2 separate regions of the Homo sapiens genome follow, and region 2 is linked to region 1. Evidence: read pairs that join two places in POLR2A ChIA-PET (ENCODE). Cell type or tissue: A673. All regions are shown on one strand. Region 1 overlaps RGS3 (regulator of G protein signaling 3). Region 2 holds the start of LOC107987119 (a long non-coding RNA gene).

Evidence for each region. Peaks named below come from ENCODE experiments on the same cell type or tissue, not always from the same donor. Only the 100,000 strongest peaks of a DNase experiment are listed, where the experiment ranks them.
Region 2: POLR2A ChIA-PET joins it to region 1 with 10 read pairs; 3 of 35 experiments call an interaction of 5 or more read pairs at or near these places.

Annotation. Positions count from the first base shown.
Region 1 is chr9:113,572,330-113,577,329 of GRCh38, reverse strand. The region is part of intron 17 of RGS3 (regulator of G protein signaling 3); the gene reads right to left. Among named protein-coding and RNA genes, the nearest start is that of RGS3, 110 kb to the right of the region's middle. RefSeq lists an enhancer at 2,682-2,731. In A673, no CTCF peak of the experiment used is centred here; no DNase peak of the experiment used is centred here.
Region 2 is chr9:113,255,034-113,260,033 of GRCh38, reverse strand. It overlaps SLC31A1 (solute carrier family 31 member 1), which reads right to left. Exons shown (of 5, transcript NM_001859.4): 2 at 3,757-3,920; 3 at 2,849-2,921; 4 at 1,172-1,340. The coding sequence starts at 3,885. It overlaps LOC107987119 (a long non-coding RNA gene), which reads left to right and starts at 3,431. Exons shown (of 3, transcript XR_007061737.1): 1 at 3,431-3,579. In A673, no CTCF peak of the experiment used is centred here; no DNase peak of the experiment used is centred here.

The sequences.
Region 1 (5,000 bases):
ACTTTGCACTAATTTCTAAAGCTAATTTCTAAAAAATAAAAGTTGAGGCCAGGCACGGTGGCTCAAGCCTGTAATCCCAGCACTTTGGGAGGTCAAGACGGGTGGATCACCTCAGGTCAGGAGTTCGAGACCAGCCTGGCCAATATGGTAAAACCCTGTCTCTACTAAAAATACGAGAATTAGCCAGGCAACATGGCGCGCACCTGTAATCCCAGCTACTTGGGAGTCTGAGGCAGGAGAATTGCTTGAATCCAGGAAGCGGAGGTTGCAGTGAGCCGAGATTGCACCACTGCACTCCAGCCTGGGCAATAGAGTGAGACTCTGTCTCAAAAGTAAAAAATCAAAAAATTAAAAAGTTGATTAATCTTTTTTAAAAAGAATGTTTCTACTCTCTCCATGTCCACTGCTGCCACTTCCCTCTAGACCACTGTCATCCCCCACCAGGATGATGTGGGGCTCACAGTGGCGGTGCAGACCCCACTGGCCATTCTCTGTGCTATGTCAGGGGAGCTGCCTCCATGCAAACCTCAACTTGTCACTCCTCTGCTTAAAACGTTGCTGTGGCTGGCTCCCCAATACCTCTCAGATAAAGTCCAAATTCTGTAGCCCTGGAAGACCCTGGGCTCTGTCTCCCTGTAGCCTCACGTCTGACCACTCCCCACCTGAAGTGTTTGAATGAATAAATGAATGAAAGAACAATCGCTGGGTGCGGTGGCTCACGCCTGTAATCCCAGCACTTTGGGAGGCCAAGAAGGGCAGATCACAAGGTCAGGAGATCGAGACCATACTGGCCAACATGGTGAAACCCCGTCTCTACCAAAAATACAAAAATTAGCTGGACGTGGTGGTGGGCGCCTGTAATCCTAGCTACTCGGGAGGCTGAGGCAGGAGAATGGCTTGAACCCCAGAGGCGGAGGTTGCAGTGAGCCAAGATCACGTCACTGCACTCCAGCCTGGTGACAGAGCAAGACTCTGTCTCAAAAAAAAAAAAAGAAAGAACAATCCAGTGAACTTCACAGGACCATCTAGACTCTTAGCCTCAAAGTGCAGCCCAAGAGCCAGCAGCAGCATCACCCAGGAGCTTATATAAAATACACACTCATTTTTTTGTTTTTGTTTTTGTTTTTTTTGAGATGGAGTCTCGCTCTGTCGCCCAGGCTGGAGTGCAGTGGCGTGATCTCAGCTCATTGCAAGCTCCGCCTCCCGGGTTCACGCCATTCTCCTGCCTCAGCCCCCCAAGTAGCTGGGACTACAGGCACCTGCCACCACGCCCGGCTAATTTTTTGTATTTTTAGTAGAGACGGGGTTTCACCATGTTAGCCAGGATGGTCTCGATCTCCTGACCTCATAAAATACACATTCGTAAACCTCAATTCACACCCACTGGATCGGAACCTGCACTTTAATAGGATCCCAGGAGATTCATTTGCACATTAAAGTTTGAAAAACACCGACCTAGACTATTGGTTCTTAACGGAGAAGTACACTTTAGAATCACCTGAGGAGTATCTTAAAAATGCCTGTCTGGACCCAATCTAAGACCTACTGCATCACAGTCCCTAGGAGTAAGGCCCAGGCCTTTTTACTTCTTTCTGACTGACGAGACAATTCTGGAGAGTGGCGTCAGGTAACAGGCAAGGTGACTGTCTGTTACGTGAGGCCCAGAGAAGGGAAGTGATAAGGCCAAGGTCATACAACAGAATCAGCACTAAAATCCAGCCCAGAACCTCGCCCAGGACCAGTTCCAACACATAGAACCCTCTCTATAGTGGGGAGCCTGTGCAGAAGAGGCATGACCTTGGAGCAGGACGGGGGAGGTGGCAAGTTCCCTGGAGGCAGCTGCCCATTCACGTTCCCTAAACAGAGGCCCCACTGCAGGAGGAGAGAGGGGCAAAGGAAGAATTCGACCACAGACTGAAGCTCCTCTGTCAGAGGCTCAGGAGGGCGGCACACCACAGCAGGGAGTGCACCCACTCTACAGAAAGCAATACTGAGGCACAGAAGGTTAGCTCACCCCCGCGCAGGGACTCTCAGGACAAAGCCAACACTCACAGAAAGGGAATCCCTGAGGAAAGAGGAGACACGAGGGCCCCCTCAGAAAACCTTCCTACTCTTGGCTATCGCCTGACCAAGCCAGAAGGACATGCCGCTTGCAGCCTGCTGGAGACCCACCACCACCTGCCTGGATGCCCAGCTTCTCCCAGGGCGGGGAGGCGGCTCCCGGGGTCTGGGTTTCAGCACGGTGCTGCCCTGTCACCCCCTCACCAGGTCCCTTCTCCTCTCGCCTCCATTTCTGACACCACTGCTTCAACATGGGTGGACTCGTAGTCTTTGTCCCCACCCACCACCCCAAACACCCCTTCTACTCCTCCAGCTCTCTTCTCTGAAAAGCAGGGAGTTGAGAGTTGAGAGCAGGGGGGTTCCTAGCTTCTTCCTGAGCTAGTGGTGACTGATGCCTTGTGAGAAGGGGAACTCCAGGCCCCCTGGGGCTCTGCTGAGGAACCAGTCTGCCTGTGGGATCCATCCTCACTCCCCTTCCCACCCGGCACCCTGCTTTTCTGCCTGCTCCGTGTGTGTGTACTGGGACCTCTCATTTCCCTAAGCTCTCTATCCCTCAAGTCTACTTCCTGCCCATCCCTGTGAGCACTGGTTCAATCTGCCTCGGATGCCCTGGCTAGAAGGCTCTCTGCTCCCCTGCCAAGACCCAGCCTGCCCTGCTGTCATGGCCCCGGGCAGGTCCTGTTTGGCTCATCAGGATCATGTCTGGCTTATTCACACCATTTCCCCCAAGACTTACTCAGCAAATACCTACAGAGCTGCAGCCATGCGCCAGGGCCTGTGTTGGCTATTGCTGCCAAACAGCAACAAGCCATGTTCTCTGCCTTGGAGATGCCAGGTCCATCTCTCACCCACCTGCTACCATGCTAGGAGGCTGTGGAAGTAGAGGCAGCAGGGACAACTAGGATGGCTCTGGGAGGAGGTAATAGGGGGGAAAAGATGGGACAGGATATTCCAGGCTGAGCCAGAGCCAGCAGGGAACATTCAAGGAAGTGGAGGTGGTTGGATGAGGCAGGAGCATGGATATTTTAAGGAATTCCAACGTTACCCTGAAAGCAATGTTTACTTAGCGCTGCAGAGGTAAGGAAGGTGAAGCTAGAGGTGTTCAAAACAGATAATGATGACAAAGATAGGGGAGAGAGAGAGATCATTAACTGAGCATCTACTGCATGCCACACACTGTGACAGTTGTTTTATACTTTAGGCTCTACTTCCAACAATCCTATGAGATCAGTATCATTTTTAATAAGAAAACTAGGAGTTAGAGACATTAAGTAACTTACACAAGATCAAAAAGCAAGTCAGTGGAAGAGTCAGAATTGAAACCATGGTCTGCCTGACTCCAAAGCCCTGCTCTTTCTACTCCTCTGTGATCTCCTTTCCTGCCGTCTTCACTTCCTCCTTCCCTTCCTTCAAAGGATGCTTCCTGAGGACAAACCTGGGCCTGGCTCTGTGCTAGGCAGTGGAGAGCAATACCAGACGCAGGGGCCCCGCTCGGACTCCACATGGTTGGAGACTGAGGGGCAGGAGACTGACACCTGGTGTTGGGAGGGGCAGTGCAGAATTCTGTACACCCAGTGACCCTCCCAAATCCTCTCCCTCCCAGGGTCCCCTTCCAGGTGGGGAGAGCTAGAAGCGTGTGGCTTCTCTGTGATGTTTTCTGCTAGGTTAATCAAAGAAGCTCTGCCATGCCAGGATGACCTCAGGGAAGGACACAAATAGCACTGCAGTCATGAGGTCAGCCTTTGGAAGCAGGAGGGCCTGGGGGTGAATCCCAATTCCTATCCATGTGCCGCCTCCCTCACAGCCAGTGTGCCGCTTCCTCACGGCTGCTACGGGGCATATGGAGGCAGTGCCTGGCACACAGTAGCCCATGGTGGTGCCCCTCTGCTCCTTGCCTTCCTCTCCACAGCTTGACTCTCTCATGAGTGGGCACCAGGGACCAACCCAAAAACTAAGGTTTTACTCCAAGCAACAGCTCTGAGAATAGGGAGGACTGAAAGCCAGAGGTGGAAGGAGGGAAGCCTATTGCTGATGAACAACTGGGGCTTGGAGATAGGCAAATCAAGCTTCAAACCCTGGCTCTGCCACCTCCTACGTCAAGGTACCTGCACAGGCTGCTTAACCTATTCAGGCTCGATTTCCTCATCTGTAAAATGGCAATGTGAATACTGAGTACCCACATCACAGCTCTGTGGGGAGGGCTTAGCATAGGGCCTGGCACCTAGTAAGTGCTCAATAAGCATCTGCAATTTCTGTAATCATAATTGTTACTCTCATGACGATCATCGACATCATCAGCTCCCTCTCCTGCATCCAATTCCGGGACAGGGCACTTGACGTATTCTGACCCTTACAGCAGCCTAGGACAGGAGTCCTGTTAGTTGCAGGTTTCAGGGGGGGAAACTTGGAAGCTGAGAAGGCAGATGAGTCTGTGCTCAGCCTGCCCCTAGGCTGGGTCAGTCTGGCTCACTGCATGGCCTGGGCCAAATCACTCCCCTCACTGGGTCTTGCTCTTCCCAGCATGTCTGTCCAGTTCTGAATCTCAGCTAGCCTAGAAAGATCAGAGTTCAGGGCCCAAGGCATAGCCAGGTCTCCTTGTGGGGGCATCAAGGGCAGGAGGAACAGAAAGGTCCCCCTTTCCAGATACACACCCTTGCCTTATCTGTCTGCCCCAGTCTGCCCCACTGCCCTCCTCCTTCAGGGCCTGCAGCGCTGGGGGCACTGGGTGGTGGTGGGGTGCCCATCCAGTAAAAAAAAGAGGCTTTTTCACTCGAGGACACTGGAGTGGACATGTGGACATGAGACTAAGCCACAACCCTGTGGCCGAAGGTCACCCTCCCGAGCCTCAGGCACACTCAGCCTCACCGCTGCCTCCTGAGGCAGGCACACCCTATCTCTGCTTGGGGGTGATGTCAGGGCTAGGTTTGGCTGAATTTACA
Region 2 (5,000 bases), 320 kb after region 1:
AGGAGGAGAAAAGGACGAGGAGTAATCCCGACTTACCTCCACCTTAGATCCTGAAAGGGAAGCCGTAAACCCTCTCACGCTCATCTGCCCGAATATTTTTAGGCTTCCCACCTTTGCAAAGTTTACATTCTACAAAAACAGAAACAGAGGCTGGGGGTGGTGGCTAATGCCTTTAATCCCAGCACTTTGGGAGGCCGAGGTGGGCTGATTGCTTGAGCTCAGGAGTTTCAGACCAGCCTGGGCAACATGGCGAAACCTTGTCTCTACAAAAAATAAAAAAAATTAGCTGGGTGTGGTGGCTCATGCCTGTAGTTCCAGCTACTTAGGAGGCTGAGGTGGGAGGATCACTTGAGTCTGGAAGGCAGAGATTGCAGTGAGCCAAGATAGTGCCACTGCACTTCAGCCTGGGCAATAGAGGGAGACCCTGTCTCCAGAAAAAAAAAAAAAAAAGAAAGAAAAAAAGAAAAAAAAATAGAATTGAGGGTTGGGTAGTATAGAAGAAATTACTTAATTAGGGATAAGGAGACCTGGCTACTCATCCCCTGTGCCACCTTAGGTAGGTCACAATCCTTCTGGGCCCCAGTAAGCTCATCAGTACAATAAATAACACTGCTTGTTTGAAAGCAGGATATCAGTCTATAGGATTTCTTAAGGTCCAATTTGGTTTTAAGACTTACATTTTTATTAAAACAATCTCAAAAAACATTTGCCAATCTATGGGAAAAACCAATAATCATCCAAATACTTTCTTAGACAGAACACAGAAATCAATACAGTCTTACATTGTAAAGAAAAAGAGGACAGGGCTGACTAGGTGTAACTTTATAGAATCAACTGCAATCTGCCATTCTTTTATATCTTGATCTGAATTTCTTAACTTGTTCATTATTATTTTGGTAAATATTTTAAAATATGGATTCCTCACTTCCCTTCTTCCAAAGTGGCCAATCCGTACAACTCAGAACAAACATTCATATTTGCAGAAGACTCCCTCTCATTCCTCCTTTGGCCTGCTCATGACCTACAAACCCAAACCTCCAAGGACAGTTTTGATCAAGGTCATACAGAACTCCTAACTCAAGAAGAGGGCTGCTGCTGATCACACAGCTGCGCTTTGCTGCTTAACTGATCGAGTTCTTTAGGACTTCATCTGGATCTGTTCAGTTCTTACCCAACAGTTTTGTGTGTCTCCATAAGGATGGTTCCATTTGGTCCTGGGACAGGCATGGAATTGTAGCGAATGCTGACTTGTGACTTACGCAGCAGGCTCTCTCGGGCTATCTTGAGTCCTTCATAGAACATTGCTAGTAAAAACACTGCCACAAAAGCTCCAGCCATTTCTAAGTATGGAAGGAAAATATGGAGGTACTGTCAAACATGTGCAAAATCATTAGCCAATGTGCTGTCCAGCTAGAAAGACACATAGAAAAAATGCTACTCTCAGCTTTTGAAGACATTATATTTTTACCTCTTCTCTTGCTCAGATAGGAGAACGGCTAAGATGGTGTAACTGAAAACTATTGCCTCTGCCAAGAACATATTTACTTTCTGATTAAGATAAGAAAAATAATCAGAACAACAATAACCTTTTGGTCAGACTGCTTGATATCATTAAATTAGGTTTGTTACACTGAAACACACAATGTAGAATATGGAACAGGGAATAAAACAATTTAGTTTCATCAGTGGCTGACTACATTTCCTGAATAGGCATTTCAATTCTAAGTCTTTCACACTGTGAAGTGTTGGTAATGATATAAATGTATTCAAACTGCTAATTTAACACATTACCTGAACTAAATGCTCTCCTTCTTCCCAAAACAAATTGATTTTATGGCTCCAAACAGACATCTGGTACCTAAGGCAGTCCAACTGACTATTGAGTTTGCGCAAGTTAAATTTAAAGTATACCATACAACATAATAGACACAAACAGATGGGTAATCATCTACCTCAAAACTAGGAGTGTCTAAGATGGGCCGTGCCAAGAATCAGGAAGGATGTGGGCCATAGTTTGGTAGACTAAAAGAACACTGGTCTAGGTAGCTCTAGAAGGTCTGGGTCCTTGTCCTAGCTCTGACATATTAACTCTATGATTGATGGCGAGTCATTTCACAATTTGTGGCACTTAATTTATTGTAAAATTGAAGTATTAGAACAATAGTTTTAAACTTATTTTGTGGTACTTAATTTGAGTTAGTCTTATGTCCAGGACTAATAACTTATCAAATAAGTAAACACTCTGAGGCCGGGCATGGTGGCTCATGCCTGTAATCCCAGCACTTTGGGAGGCTGAGGTGGGTGGATCACTTGAGGTGAGGAGTTCGAGACCAGCCTGGCAAACATGGCAAAACCCCGTCTCTATTAAAAATACAAAAATTAGCCAGGCATGGCGGTAGGTGCCTGTTTAACTCCAGCTACTCAGGAGGCTGAGGCAGGAGAATCGCTTGAACCTGGGAGGCAGAGATTGCAGTGAGCCAAGATAGCTGCCATTGCACTCCAGCCTGGGTGACAAGAGTGAAACTCCGTCTCAAAAAAAAAAAAAAAAAAAAAAATTAAACACTCTGGAAAAGAATGAAAGAAAATGGATTGCAAAAGATTCTATCTGGTATCTAAATTATTTTTTAGAGCTCCAAAACATACATGTTAGTTAACAGAGGTTTACCAGAGGACCAAAAAAGTACTGTGTTTCCTACCTTCTAGGTAGGAAATAGGAACCAAGATGGTTATGCATCATTACCATGTTGACTTAGTAATTAGGACAGAAAGAGGTGCTGGACTTCCAAATTATTTGTCACTGTCTCTCATGTGACTATCACCTTCCAACACTACCTAATGGCTTACTCACCTCCAGCTGTATTGATCACCAAACCGGAAAACAGTAGTTCCACATTCTTAAAGCCAAAGTAGAAGGTCATAGGCTGCCAGAAAACCAAAACAAGTCAGTTAGAGATGAATGAAAATTCTAAATGAGAATTTGGGGCAAAGAAGCTTAGAACATTTAAAAGTAGAAGATCTGGATAATAAGAGACATTCACGTGAGTGGGAGGCTTTTGCCCTCATGTTAGCGTTACCACCACAGGCACCGAGCATGAGTATTCTACTAGGCCCCCACCATCAACTTTTCTCCTGGGCCCCCACCATCAACTTTTATCTTTTTTTTTTTTTTTTTTGATACGGATTCTCGCTCTGTAGCCCAGGCTGGAATGCAGTGGCGAGATCTCGGCTCACTACAACCTCCACCTCCTGGGTTCAAGCGATTCTCCTGCCTCAGCCTCCCAAGTAGCTGGGACTACAGGCGAATGCCATCATGCCCAGCTAATTTTTTGTATTTTTAGTAGAGATGGGGTTTCACCGTGTTAGCTAGGATGGTCTCGATCTCCTGACCTTGTGATCCACCTGCCTTGGCCTCCCAAAGTGTTGGGATTACAGGCATGAGCCACTGTGCCTGGCCAACTTTTGTCTTTTTCTCTTTTCCACCCAAGGCATAAAGACCAGAACCCCTAATTCAGAAAAGAGTCGATTTCAGAAGGGACCACCAAAGAAAGAAGCCTAAAATCTTGGTTCTGGTGTGACTCTGTAAGTAGCTTGCCACATAATCTGGAGCAAATGACTTGACTTGCTTGGGTCTGCTTTAGTTATCCTCACTGGTAAACTGACCTTTAAAGATAATAAGCTTCCAGTACTAAAATTCCATTATTTCTATTACCCAAGTGGGTGGGAAAGGGCCTGCATTGCCCCTCCTATGGCACTCACCATCATCATCATGCTGCTGTCTCCTCCACCATGGGAGTGTGAGGCTGAAGTGGTTGGGTGATGGTGAGAAGGTTGCATGGTACTGTTGGAGTCCATATAGCTCATCCCCATATGGTGGGAATGATCCATTTTTTCCAGGAAAAGTTGAGAGTCAGCAGAAGATTCTTTTAAGAGAAAGAATTATATATAATAATTTAAGGATATAAAAATCTTATCTCTTTTTTTTATTTTTAGAGATGGAATCTTGCTATGTTGCCCAGGCTGGAATGCAATGGCTATTCACAGGCATGATCCCACTACTGATCAGTACAGGAGTTTTGACCTGCTCCATTTCTGATCTAGGCTGGTTCACCAGGCAACCTGGTGGTTCCCTGCTCCTGGGCTTGTTTCTTGGTAAATACTTTGTCTATATGGAATGCATCTAATAAATGAATGCTCTCCTAGCATCTTTACTCAGAATTATTTTTCATAATCTACAGATGGAGAGAGAAAGAACTCGTGCTAATAGGGATCACTTTTGGAGACTGTAGCAGAAAGGGTTTACACGTAGGGCTACAGATGCCTAACCCTTCCTTATTCTGCAGAATTGTTCCTTTTTTTTTGAGACAGGGTCTTGCTCCATCACCCAGGCTGGAGTGCAACTCACCACAGCCTCAACCTCAGCCTCCTGAGTAGGTGGAATCACAGGCCTGCACCACTACCACGCTCAGCTAATTTTTTGTTTTATCGTACAGATGAGGTCTCGTGTTGCCCAGGCAGGTCTCGAACTCCTGAGCTCAAGCAATCCTCTTGCCTTGGCCTCCCAAAGTGTTGGGATTACAGGTGTAAGCCACTGTGCCCCACCAGTATAGTTCCTTTAATAGGTATGCTTAATATATGTTCAAACTTAAATATTAGATAAGGAGAAGGAAAGCAGCTTCTTTGGGTTGCAGGAAACAGGCAATCTGTAATAAGATACAAATGAATGCCATTAATGAAATTTAACTGCTTTAAGGCTTTCTAATCATAAATGTCAGCAGATAAAAAGCAAGGACTTCAGATAATTCACCTAATTGGGATGGCCTGTGCCTAATCAGGATATTTGGATTACATTTTCACATACAGGACAACCAGCCTTCAGCTAATTTAAATTTGAAGAAAGGTCTACTATGGCCCTAGGCACGCAGTGTGCTCAGACTTCAGATACAATTTCAATCCTACCAGGACATTAGAGTGAAGAACATGAAAAACAAGGTATAAATTGG